2 separate regions of the Homo sapiens genome follow, and region 2 is linked to region 1. A link is a contact called in ENCODE Hi-C or POLR2A ChIA-PET data. All regions are on one chromosome and are shown on one strand. The core of a region is the stretch at or near the end of the contact, and the rest is flanking DNA. Distances in the headings are between cores, read along the strand shown. Region 1 holds the start of YKT6 (YKT6 vesicular SNARE protein). Region 2 holds the start of MRPS24 (mitochondrial ribosomal protein S24).

What was found. Hi-C counts contacts between places; a loop is a spot of excess contacts on that map. ChIA-PET counts read pairs that join two places held with the same protein, here RNA polymerase II (POLR2A). Pooled maps may share reads with other maps.
Region 2: a loop to region 1 is called in a map of naive thymus-derived CD4-positive, alpha-beta T cell, with 7 times the contacts of the local background. The contact joins the promoter of MRPS24 here to the promoter of YKT6 in region 1. A Hi-C loop is called at or near these places in 1 of 168 maps with a recorded cell type or tissue (naive thymus-derived CD4-positive, alpha-beta T cell) and 8 of 50 pooled maps. POLR2A ChIA-PET finds 5 or more read pairs at or near these places in 2 of 52 experiments (HEK293 and MCF 10A).

Annotation. Positions count from the first base shown.
Region 1 is chr7:44,198,962-44,203,929 of GRCh38, forward strand. YKT6 (YKT6 vesicular SNARE protein) reads left to right here and starts at 2,017. Exons shown (of 7, transcript NM_006555.4): 1 at 2,017-2,278. The coding sequence starts at 2,175. RefSeq lists a silencer at 2,124-2,193.
Region 2 is chr7:43,866,742-43,871,709 of GRCh38, forward strand. It overlaps MRPS24 (mitochondrial ribosomal protein S24), which reads right to left and starts at 2,776. Exons shown (of 4, transcript NM_032014.3): 1 at 2,716-2,776; 2 at 2,567-2,635; 3 at 2,222-2,333; 4 at 1-241. The coding sequence starts at 2,754. It overlaps URGCP-MRPS24 (URGCP-MRPS24 readthrough), which reads right to left. Exons shown (of 7, transcript NM_001204871.2): 5 at 2,567-2,635; 6 at 2,222-2,333; 7 at 1-241. The coding sequence ends at 2,245. LOC124901620 (a long non-coding RNA gene) reads left to right here and starts at 2,905. Exons shown (of 2, transcript XR_007060296.1): 1 at 2,905-4,093; 2 at 4,207-4,901. RefSeq lists silencers at 2,488-2,547, 2,848-2,907 and an enhancer at 3,138-3,257.

The sequences.
Region 1 (4,968 bases), core at 767-3,266:
GTTTCAGCTTTCTACATATGGCTAGCCAGTTTTCCCAGCACCATTTATTAAATAGGGAATCCTTTCCCCATTGCTTGTTTTTGTCAGGTTTGTCAAAGATCAGATGCTTGTAGATATGCGGCATTATTTCTGAGGGCTCTGTTCTGTTCCATTGCTCTATATCTCTGTTTTGGTACCAGTAGCATGCTGTTTTGGTTACTGTAGCCTTGTAGTATAGTTAGAAGTCAGGTAGTGTGATGCCTCCAGCTTTGTTCTTTTGGCTTAGGATTGACTTGGCAATGCGGGCTCTTTTTTGGTTCCATATGAACTTTAGTTTTTTCCAATTCTGTGAAGAAAGTCATTGGTAGCTTGATAGGGATGGCATTGAATCTATAAATTACCTTGGGCAGTATGGCCATTTTCACGATACTGATTCTTCCTACCCATGAGCATGGAATGTTCTTCCATTTGTTTGTATCCTCTTTTATTTCATTGAGCAGTCGTTTGTAGTTCTCCTTGAAGAGGTCCTTCACATCCCTTGTAAGTTGGATTCCTAGGTATTTTATTCTCTTTGAAGCAATTGTGAATGGGAGTTCACTCATGATTTGGCTCTCTGTCTGTTATTGGTGTATAAGACTGCTTGTGATTTTTGCACATTGATTTTGTATCCTGAGACTTTGCTGAAGTTGCTTATCAGCTTAAGGAGATTTTGGGCTGAGACGATGGGGTTTTCTAGATATACAATCATGTCATCTGCAAACAGGGACAATTTGACTTCCTCTTTTCTTAATTGAATACCCTTTATTTCCTTCTCCTACCTGATTGCCCTGGCCAGAACTTCCAACACTATGTTGAAAAGGAGTGGTGAGAGAGGGCATCCCAGTCTTGTGCCAGTTTTCAAAGGGAATGCTTCCAGTTTTTGTCCATTCAGTATGATATTGGCTGTGGGTTTGTCATAGATAGCTCTTATTATTTTGAGATACGTCCCATCAATACCTAATTTATTGAGAGTTTTTAGCATGAGGGTTGTTGAATTTTGTCAAAGGCCTTTTCTGCATCTATTGAGATAATCATGTGGTTTTTGTCTTTGGTTCTGTTTATATGCTGGATTACGTTTACTGATTTTCGTATGTTGAACCAGCCTTGCATCCCAGGGATGAAGCCCACTTGATCATGGTGGATAAGCTTTTTGATGTGTTGCTGGATTCGGTTTGCCAGTATTTTACTGAGGATTTTTGCTTCAATGTTCATCAAGGATATTGGTCTAAAATTCTTTTTTTGTTGTGTCTCTCTCTGCCACCCTTTGGTATCAGGATGATGCTGGCCTCATAAAATGAGTTAGGGAGGATTCTCTCTTTTTCTTTTGATTGGAATAGTTTCAGAAGGAATGGTACAAGCTCCTCCTAAAATGTGGCACATATACACCATGGAATACTATGCAGCCATAAAAAATGATGAGTTCATGTCCTTTGTAGGGACATGGATGAAGCTGGAAACCATCATTCTCAGCAAACTATTGCAAGGACAAAAAACCAAACACCGCATGTTCTCACTCATAGGTGGGAATTGAACAATAAGAACACATGGACACAGGAAGGCGAACATCACACACCGGGGACTGTTGTGGGGTGGGGGGAGGGGGGAGGGATAGCATTAGGAGATATACTTAATGCTAAATGACGAGTTAATGGGTGCAGCACACCAACATGGCACATGTATACATATGTAACAAACCTGCACGTTGTGCACATGTACCCTAAAACTTAAAGTATAATAATAAAAAAAATGCTTACTTTAAAAAAAGAAAGAAAAGAAAAAAAAAAAAAAGAAGGGTTCAGGCCGCTGTGGGAGGCCCAGCACCACCCAGCACAAGACAGTACGGTATCCCGCCGCGCGCCCGACTCCACCTGGCGAGCAGGGAGGGGCCAAGCTTACGCGAGGCGTGGCATCCCGCCCCTCGCTGCATTGTACTTCCGGGCTCACATTTCTGCATCCGGAGTATGAGAACCCTCAACCAGGCTGACCGGATCCGGAAGTGGATTGCGAGCCAGGAGGAGGAAGCCGGCGGTGGCCCCGTCAGCAGCCGGCTGCTGAGAGGCCGGTAGGCGGCGGCGGTCCCGAGGGGCGGCGGCCGCGCTGCTCCCTGAGAACGGGTCCCGCAGCTGGGCAGGCGGGCGGCCTGAGGGCGCGGAGCCATGAAGCTGTACAGCCTCAGCGTCCTCTACAAAGGCGAGGCCAAGGTGGTGCTGCTCAAAGCCGCATACGATGTGTCTTCCTTCAGCTTTTTCCAGAGATCCAGGTGAGCGGCACAGGCTGGTGGGCCGTGGCGGTCGGGCGGAGAGGACTGGGGTGGGGGTCCGAGTCGGAGTGGGCCTGGGGTCGGCGGAGGGATGAGGGGAGGGTGGAGGAGGCCAAGGGTAGGGGCAGGGCGGGGTGGCCGAGTGCCCGGGGTCTGAGAAGGCTGGTGTCCGAGTCAGAGGCGGGGCGGGGTGGGGAGGGCCCGGGGTCTGCTGTCCGGGCTTGGTCTCCTATAATGGAATCTGGCCGTGGACTCTACCTTTGAGGAACCAACATTAGCTCTTTAAGAGCTTATACCATTCTAGAATATAGTTCTCTACTCAGTGTTTTTCAAATTTCTGTCGTGTAAAAATTTTAAGGAGACTGTGAAGTAGTGCAGATTTCCAAGCTTCATGCCAAGATGTTCTGAATTAGTAGATTGAGGCCTCGGTATTTATATTTTAGACCAACACTTCCCACCCAGTGATTCTGACTCTGGGAGCTTGGGTGCCGCATCTTGAGAGCCATATTTTGATTTTCTTGCGGGGCTTCCCAACAATTCTGTATGAGAGATAGTGATATACTTTTTTTTGTTTGTTTTTAATGGGTGAAGTCACTGAGGTACCAAGAGGTTATATCACAACCAGCTAGAACTGAAAGCCAGGTTTAACGCTTTTTAGTTGGACACTAGTGGTACAAAAGGATTCCACACGGAAGATGCAAATGAAGCATGGGATCTGTAGGGCTTACAGGCTTTTACTTGTTTCTGGGGCGCTTTAATTGCTGGAACGTGTTAGAAGTAACACAGACACTTCCAGACCATTCGTGGGAGGGATTGGGGTGACTCAGGCACGAAAGAAGGAGGACCCTACATGGTCGGTATCTATGGTCATCTTGTCTCAAAATCTGATGGAATCTGCCGTTTGGATTCTGTTTTCCCTGCTTCAGTGCAGCTGGTTCTTGATGAGAGTTCTTTGCCAAGGACTTGCTGGATGTAAAAAAAAAAAAATGTTATTTTGTTGAAACTTTCTGCTTCTTTGAGTTCTTTTAAAAAAATATTTTTAATTGTGGTAAAATGGTACACAAAATTTATCTTCACTATCTTTAAGCGTGTAGTGAGTGCATTGATATGAAATAGATTGATAGTGTTGTGCAGCCATCACTGTCAATCGTCTCCAGAACTCCTTTTTATCAAATTCGTGTCTATTAAACACATTCCCTTCTCCCCCAGCCCATGGCAACTGCCATTCTAATTTGTCTCTGTGATTTTGACTTTTCTGGCGACCTTAGATAAATGGAATCATATAGTTTTTGTGTGTCTGGCTTATTTCATGTAGCATAATGTCCTCAAGGCTCATGCATCTTGTTGCATATATCAGAATTTCTTTCCTTTTTAAGGCTGAATAATCCATTGTATTATTCACCACATTTTGCTTATCTGTTCATCTGTCAGTGGACACCTGGGTTGCTTCCACATTTCAGCCATTGTGAATGATACTGCTATGAACATGGATGTACAAATATCTCTTCAAGACCCTGCTCGCATTTTTTTGGTATTTACCCAGAAGCGGAATTGCTGCATTATCTTTTAGCTCCTTCTTGGGGTTCTTGGTCTTTGCAGTCTTTACCATGGCCTACATTCACTGCTCTGTGTTGTTGCTTTTCTCAGATGGAACTTTTGGTGCCAACTTGGCTCTGATTCTTTTTCCTTTTTCCTTCCCATTAGTACTTAAGATTCTCAGAGATTTCACTTGTAGGACTTATACCTCACCTGCTTGGGATGCCCACACTAGTTTCCAATGACTAACAGCTGCAACACTAAAGGGACATCTCTACTAATATGTCTTAAAACAACACATGTCCCAGCTGATTTATTTATTTATTTATTTTATTTTAGATGGAGTCTTGCTCTGTCACCCAGGCTGGAGTGCAGTGGCACAGTGTCAGCTCACTGCAACCTCCGCCTCCTGGGTTCAAGTGATTCTCCTGCCTCAGCCTCCCAAGTAGCTGGGATTACAGGCGCGCACCACCACACCCGGCTAATTTTTGTATTTTTAGTAGAGATGGGGTTTTACCATGTTAGCCAGGCTGGTCTCGAACTCCTGAGCTCAAGTGATCCGCCTGCCTTGGCCTCCCAAAGTGCTAGGATTACAGGCTTGAGCCACCACGTCCGGCCTGAGCTTGTTTTCTTATAAGACCGCTTTACTTACGTCCTTTGTGCCCTATAATTACCCGATTCCAAAGTTGAAAAAGTAGTTTCCCAGCTTTTTTGGTCTTTGTATACATGCTGTCACAATGCAGTTCTTCCTTTGTCTCTTTATAGCCGTGTCTCAAATGCTGTCTCTAGGTTTACTGCAAAGCCTTCCTTGTTTGAGGTCTTCTTTTCTGAGGGGTTATTTTGATCACTTCAGTCCCTCAAGATATTAACAAGTAATACTGTGTGTGCAGGCATTGTTCCAAGTGCTTTACACGTATTACCTCGTTTAACTGTTGCACAAATCTTGATTTTTTTAATGTGGAGGCACAGCACACAGGCCCAGAGTCAGGCCTTCAGTTACCTATATGGCTCTGCTGGAGCCTGCTGCAGACTCCCATTTGAGCACCCTGCTTTGATGGCCCTGGTTGCCCTTTATATCACATCCTCAGTTGGAGGCTCCTTGTCAGCACCTCTTCCTCTGGCTGTACCATCTCCTGTGACTGTTCTGTTCTGGA
Region 2 (4,968 bases), core at 1,526-4,025, 330 kb before region 1:
TGGAGTCGCACAGGACATTTGTAAAAGTAGGACAGCAAAGTTTCACTGTAGCCCACGAGGAAGTAGTACTTGTGTGGAGACAACTGCCTCAGGACCACGGCACAGATCTCCAACTGGTTACCCCGGCGCTTTAAAACCAGCTGGTCAGCCAGGCAGCCTGGGAAGGTACCCCACATGAACTTGCGAAGGAAAACATCCTCCACCGTTCGCTCTGCGGCATGGTCCTCTCCATCCAGGTTACCTGAAGAGGGAAGGGCATAATAGAAGAATCAGCCTCATTGCCCCAGGGCCCTGCCATAACTCCAGAGTCAACATCCAAAAGCGCTGAGCACAATCCCACCCTTCACCCCCAGCCTCTTCTCTTTTCTTCTGCTAATGGAATAAGAAAAATAACACTTTAAAGTTCAAAGTATGTTATGTCATTAATTCCCAAGCCAATTCAGTTTAGTAGGTATTATCATTATCCTTATTTTACAAAAAGGAAGATGGAGGCCTGAGTCAGGGTACAAAACTCAAGATGATGCCACCACATCTAGCCCCTTTCCTGCTTTCTTGGCTGCCTTATAAAAACACTGGTCATCCCATGGGCCAGAAAGATGAGGCTACCAGCTATTTTTGAGATTAGGGACATGAGCTAGGCCCAGGGCTTCCACCAGTGGGTTCCTCAGTGTGAACTGTGGATCCCCTGCAGCCCTTACAATGTCCACTAAGAGTCTGCACACCTACATCCAAACCTCAGACCAGAACCTGAAAGAGTGGGAGACAAGCATCTCTCTCTCTTTTTTTTTTTTTTTTTTTTTTTTTTTGAGATGGAGTCTCACTCTGTCGTCCAGGCTGGAGTGCAGTGGCGTGATCTCGGCTCACTGCAACCTCCGCCTCTTGGGTTCAAACAATTCTCTGCCTCAGCCTCCTGAATAGCTGGGATTGCAGGCGCCCGCCACTACGCCCAGCTAATTTTTTTGTATTTTTAGTAGAGATGGGGTTTCACCATCTTGGCCAGGTTGGTATTGAACTCCTGACCTCAGGATCCACCCTCCTCGGCCTCCCAAAGTGCTGGGATTACAGGCGTGAGCCACCGTGCCAGGCAAGCATCTGTATTTTAAGTAAGTTCTCTAGATGCATCTCAAACATCCAAGAACCCCTGTACTAAACAAAGCACAGTTGGTTATCAATTGTTCACAATAGTTATATTCTATAAAGTCACTGCCAACACTGACTTAGTGAATACTGAACCATTGCTCCTAGGTGAAATACAGGGTTAGATTCCTTTCAGCCTCTGGGCACCGTATTTTTGTTAACAAATCAATACATAACCTAGTTTCCTTTGTGTTTCTGTTTAAAGACACCTTGTTTAATATATATGGTAGATTCACTAACATTGAATTCAGGGCCAAGAGCAACTCATGACTGAAGAAAGATTCTCTAATACATGTATGTTCTCCCTAAGGCACGTCACAGCCTTCTCCCGCTTAGGAACACTAGATAGCACTTCAGCATTGCAAGGCCATTTTAAACAGCAAAATCACTAACAAAAAGCACGAAAATGCAAATTAAAAAAAAAAGATTCTAGACCATAAAAAGGACACCTTTTACAGTACGAGAGCTGAAACTAGGCAGAGCCTTGTCGACCTCAGCTCGGGACATGCACCTGGGGTGGCAGCTCCACCCACATCTCAGAGTGACCTTGAGAGTGCCCAGAGTGTTGATTTGGGGCTTACAAATAAATTTTAGTCAGTAGAAGAATCTGAAAATATGGAATTCATGAATAACGAGGGTTGTCTGTATATATTTACAGAGAAAAATTTGTGCTTTAGTGGAAAACTGCATTCCTTAGAGCACACTGTTCAGGGTTATCAGATTCTGCAACGGTTTCACTCCTTTCCTTGACTCTGAGCTATTTTACAGCTCTGTAAATTACAGATAACTGACAGGAATGCAAAATAATTCTTGTCTGTAGACATGCAAATAATTTCTGTTCAGTGGAGGATCAATTGAGTCCCTGCCTGCCATGGAAAAAGTCAGTTTTGCATCCATCTTCAAATTTGTTTCAACATCCTGATCTATATATATCTCTGCTTTTTTATGTCTCCCTTGAGTTGGTTTCATAGATTTCTGACCCTAGCATTATTTCCTGAGTTAAAGAAAACCTGTGACACGTGTTCATTTTGTTTACATGACAGTCGGATTGAGTGCTCCTTTTGGAGGCCTGGGGTCCGCTCACCTGTGTGCAGCGACAGCCAGCCTTTACGGTGGGCGATGTAGTGCGGCGCGTGTGCCTCCTCGTAGGTCACCGGCTTGTCCCCCTTGCTTACGCGTACTCGGGCCGCCCGGTTCTAGGAGCAAAAGGGGCCGTGACTCCACGAGATCCCCGATCCAGACCCCTACTTCGCGCCATGTCCCCCCAGTCAGCTGGCACTGTTCCCCGGCCCCAATCCCCTGATCCCTAAGCCCCGACCCTAGCCCCGCCTCGGACCCCAGCGACACGCCCCCTTCAGCCCGCACGGCTTCCCCGGCCCCCGGCCCCCCGGCCCCCAGGCCCCCAGGCCCCTGCCCCGGCGGTGCTCACCTTGGCGCAGACCGGGGAGGTGTGCAGGGCGCGCCAAGCGCAAGGCAGCTCTCGGCTCCAGGACAGCACCTGTGGAGGGAGGGCGCGTGAGGCGGAAACTAGGGACCCCACCTCCGACTCGCAGGGACCTGCCGAGTCGCCCCACTCACCCGTGGCCCCAGCAACCCGCTGCACACGGAGGCCGCCATCTTGGGCCAAGCGGAGCGCGGGACGTACCACAGCGCGCTGAGGGGTGGGGACGACCGCGGACGAGACCAAGTCGGAGCTCGTACTCTGTACTCTGGCGGGGGCGGGGCAGGGCCTCTGCGGGGCGGGGCCGCGGTATGCTGCTAGCTGTTACTCCCGCCTTCCCCGCAGCCCTGTGAATGCTCAGCCTTGTGAATGCTCATCCCGCCGCTGTTCGCTCTCCCGCGGTTGCTGCTTGCATAGGGTTTCAGATCCGGAAATTTGAGGATGCGAAACGTGAGATTTTCTCTTCGACAACCTCACGCTAGTACGGGTGATGGGTGTGCGGCCCACCGGAGCCCGCCCTGCCCAACCTGCACCCTCGGGGCTCGAAGAGGAGCCAAGCGTTTCCCCAGGTCCTAGTTATGCCTCCAAATAATATTCGTAGAAAAACAAAACAGAAAAACCCTCCAGACTTTTATCCACAAATAAAGAAGAAACATATTTTGGTTAAAACGTCACCCAATTCTTCAAGGATGACTTACGCAGTTATGCAAGAATGGGTTTGCCACATGTGACCACAGTGGTGACTGGCCCCTGAGGAAGGAAAATTTTAAGTACGGGGAAGGGGCCGGAGGGCAAGGAGATTCGTGAGAATATCGCAGGGCCTGTAATGCTGAAACCAGTGCGTCGCCACTATTATTGGTATCCAGTAATTATTAATGTCAAACGGAAAAATAGCAACGCGGGATATTTTATTTTAGAAGTCACCACGGTCATGGAAAAAACACGGGCTCTGGAGTCAGACCCATGTATAACAATCTTTGTACAGTTAAGACTCAGTTCTATTATCTATAAAATGGGCCTTAATAATAGTACTACCTTATAGAGCTATTAGGATCAAGAGAATATTTAATCAATGATGGGTTGTGTTTGGTTGAGTGATGTGAAATTGCCAATGTTTTGGCCGTTCTGGGTCTACATCATTCCCCTTAATGGTACAGTACTTGCATACTGCTGCGGTTTCCTGTCAGGGGGAGGACTGGATTATGATCCATGGGAAGGGGAAATGGAAGAACGGTGGAAATGAGTTGCCCATGACCACACTGAGAAGAGGGAAAGAGGGACCAAGACACAAGTCTCTTGACTTCAGTCCAGCCCATTTCCCATGACCAAGATTCCTCTGATTACATGAAGGTGGGTTCTCAAAAAACCCGTAATAAAAGGACAAGGTCTTCCATGTCCACTTCACCAGAAATGTTTTATTCTTACTTTTTAGGAACTGCGGCCCCCAACTGTTATGCATATTGAATAAAGGGACAGAACAGGGATGAGGTGCCCTCCAATGCATACTTTGCAAATGTAAGAACTTTCAACATTTCCTAAGAAATCCTTTTCAACTGACAATTATTTTTTAAAGTTTTCATAATGTTCAATAATTTTATAATTGTTAAGTTTCATTAATTTGCTCCAAGGTGGTGAGGAACATGGGATGTGGCATCTGAATTGCCTGAGTCCAAATCGTGGACCCAATGCTTCCTGGCTGTGTAATTTGGACAAGTGACTGAACCTTCTGAGCCTCGGTTTCTCTCATCTGTAAACTGGGGACAATAATGGTGGTTGTGAGAAGTACAGTATGATGTGCCTGGCAGAGGGAGAGAGCAGTTGTGGGTTTTGTTGTTGTTTTTAACGAGTCCCTGATAGCCACATATCCCGTTAGGGAGATGAGCCAGCTATTGAGGGTTCTGTGAGAACTCATAGCAACACCACCCTAATCAGAGGAAAGGGGAAGGAGAAAGGGAAACAAGATCCTTGGGCTGATCAGAGGCAGAGGTGGCAATGGCACAACACCTATTGGGGCCCAAGGTGGGCAGGGGCCACACCACGAAGGCTGTGGTTGGGAATCAAGTTTAGCCCATAAAGCAGTAGGCAATCAAATGATCAAATTTATGCTTTCCTCTATTCAAGCCATTCTCCCTTATGCCTGAGATCTCTCTCTGGAATTCCAAACCGATCTAGATCTTTCCAAGCATCACAATGGCCATTTCAGTGGCAGACATTTCTGGGGTTCAAATATCTTGTTATCTATCCTTTATTAGCTTTGTTTATACTGTGATTGGGGGAAAGGGGACGTGTCGGTCTTTACATGATTAAAATTACTTAAAATGACTTTTATACATCAGTATGAATGTTATATTGTTTTAAATAATCAGCAGAAAAATCTGACTGGGGATGTT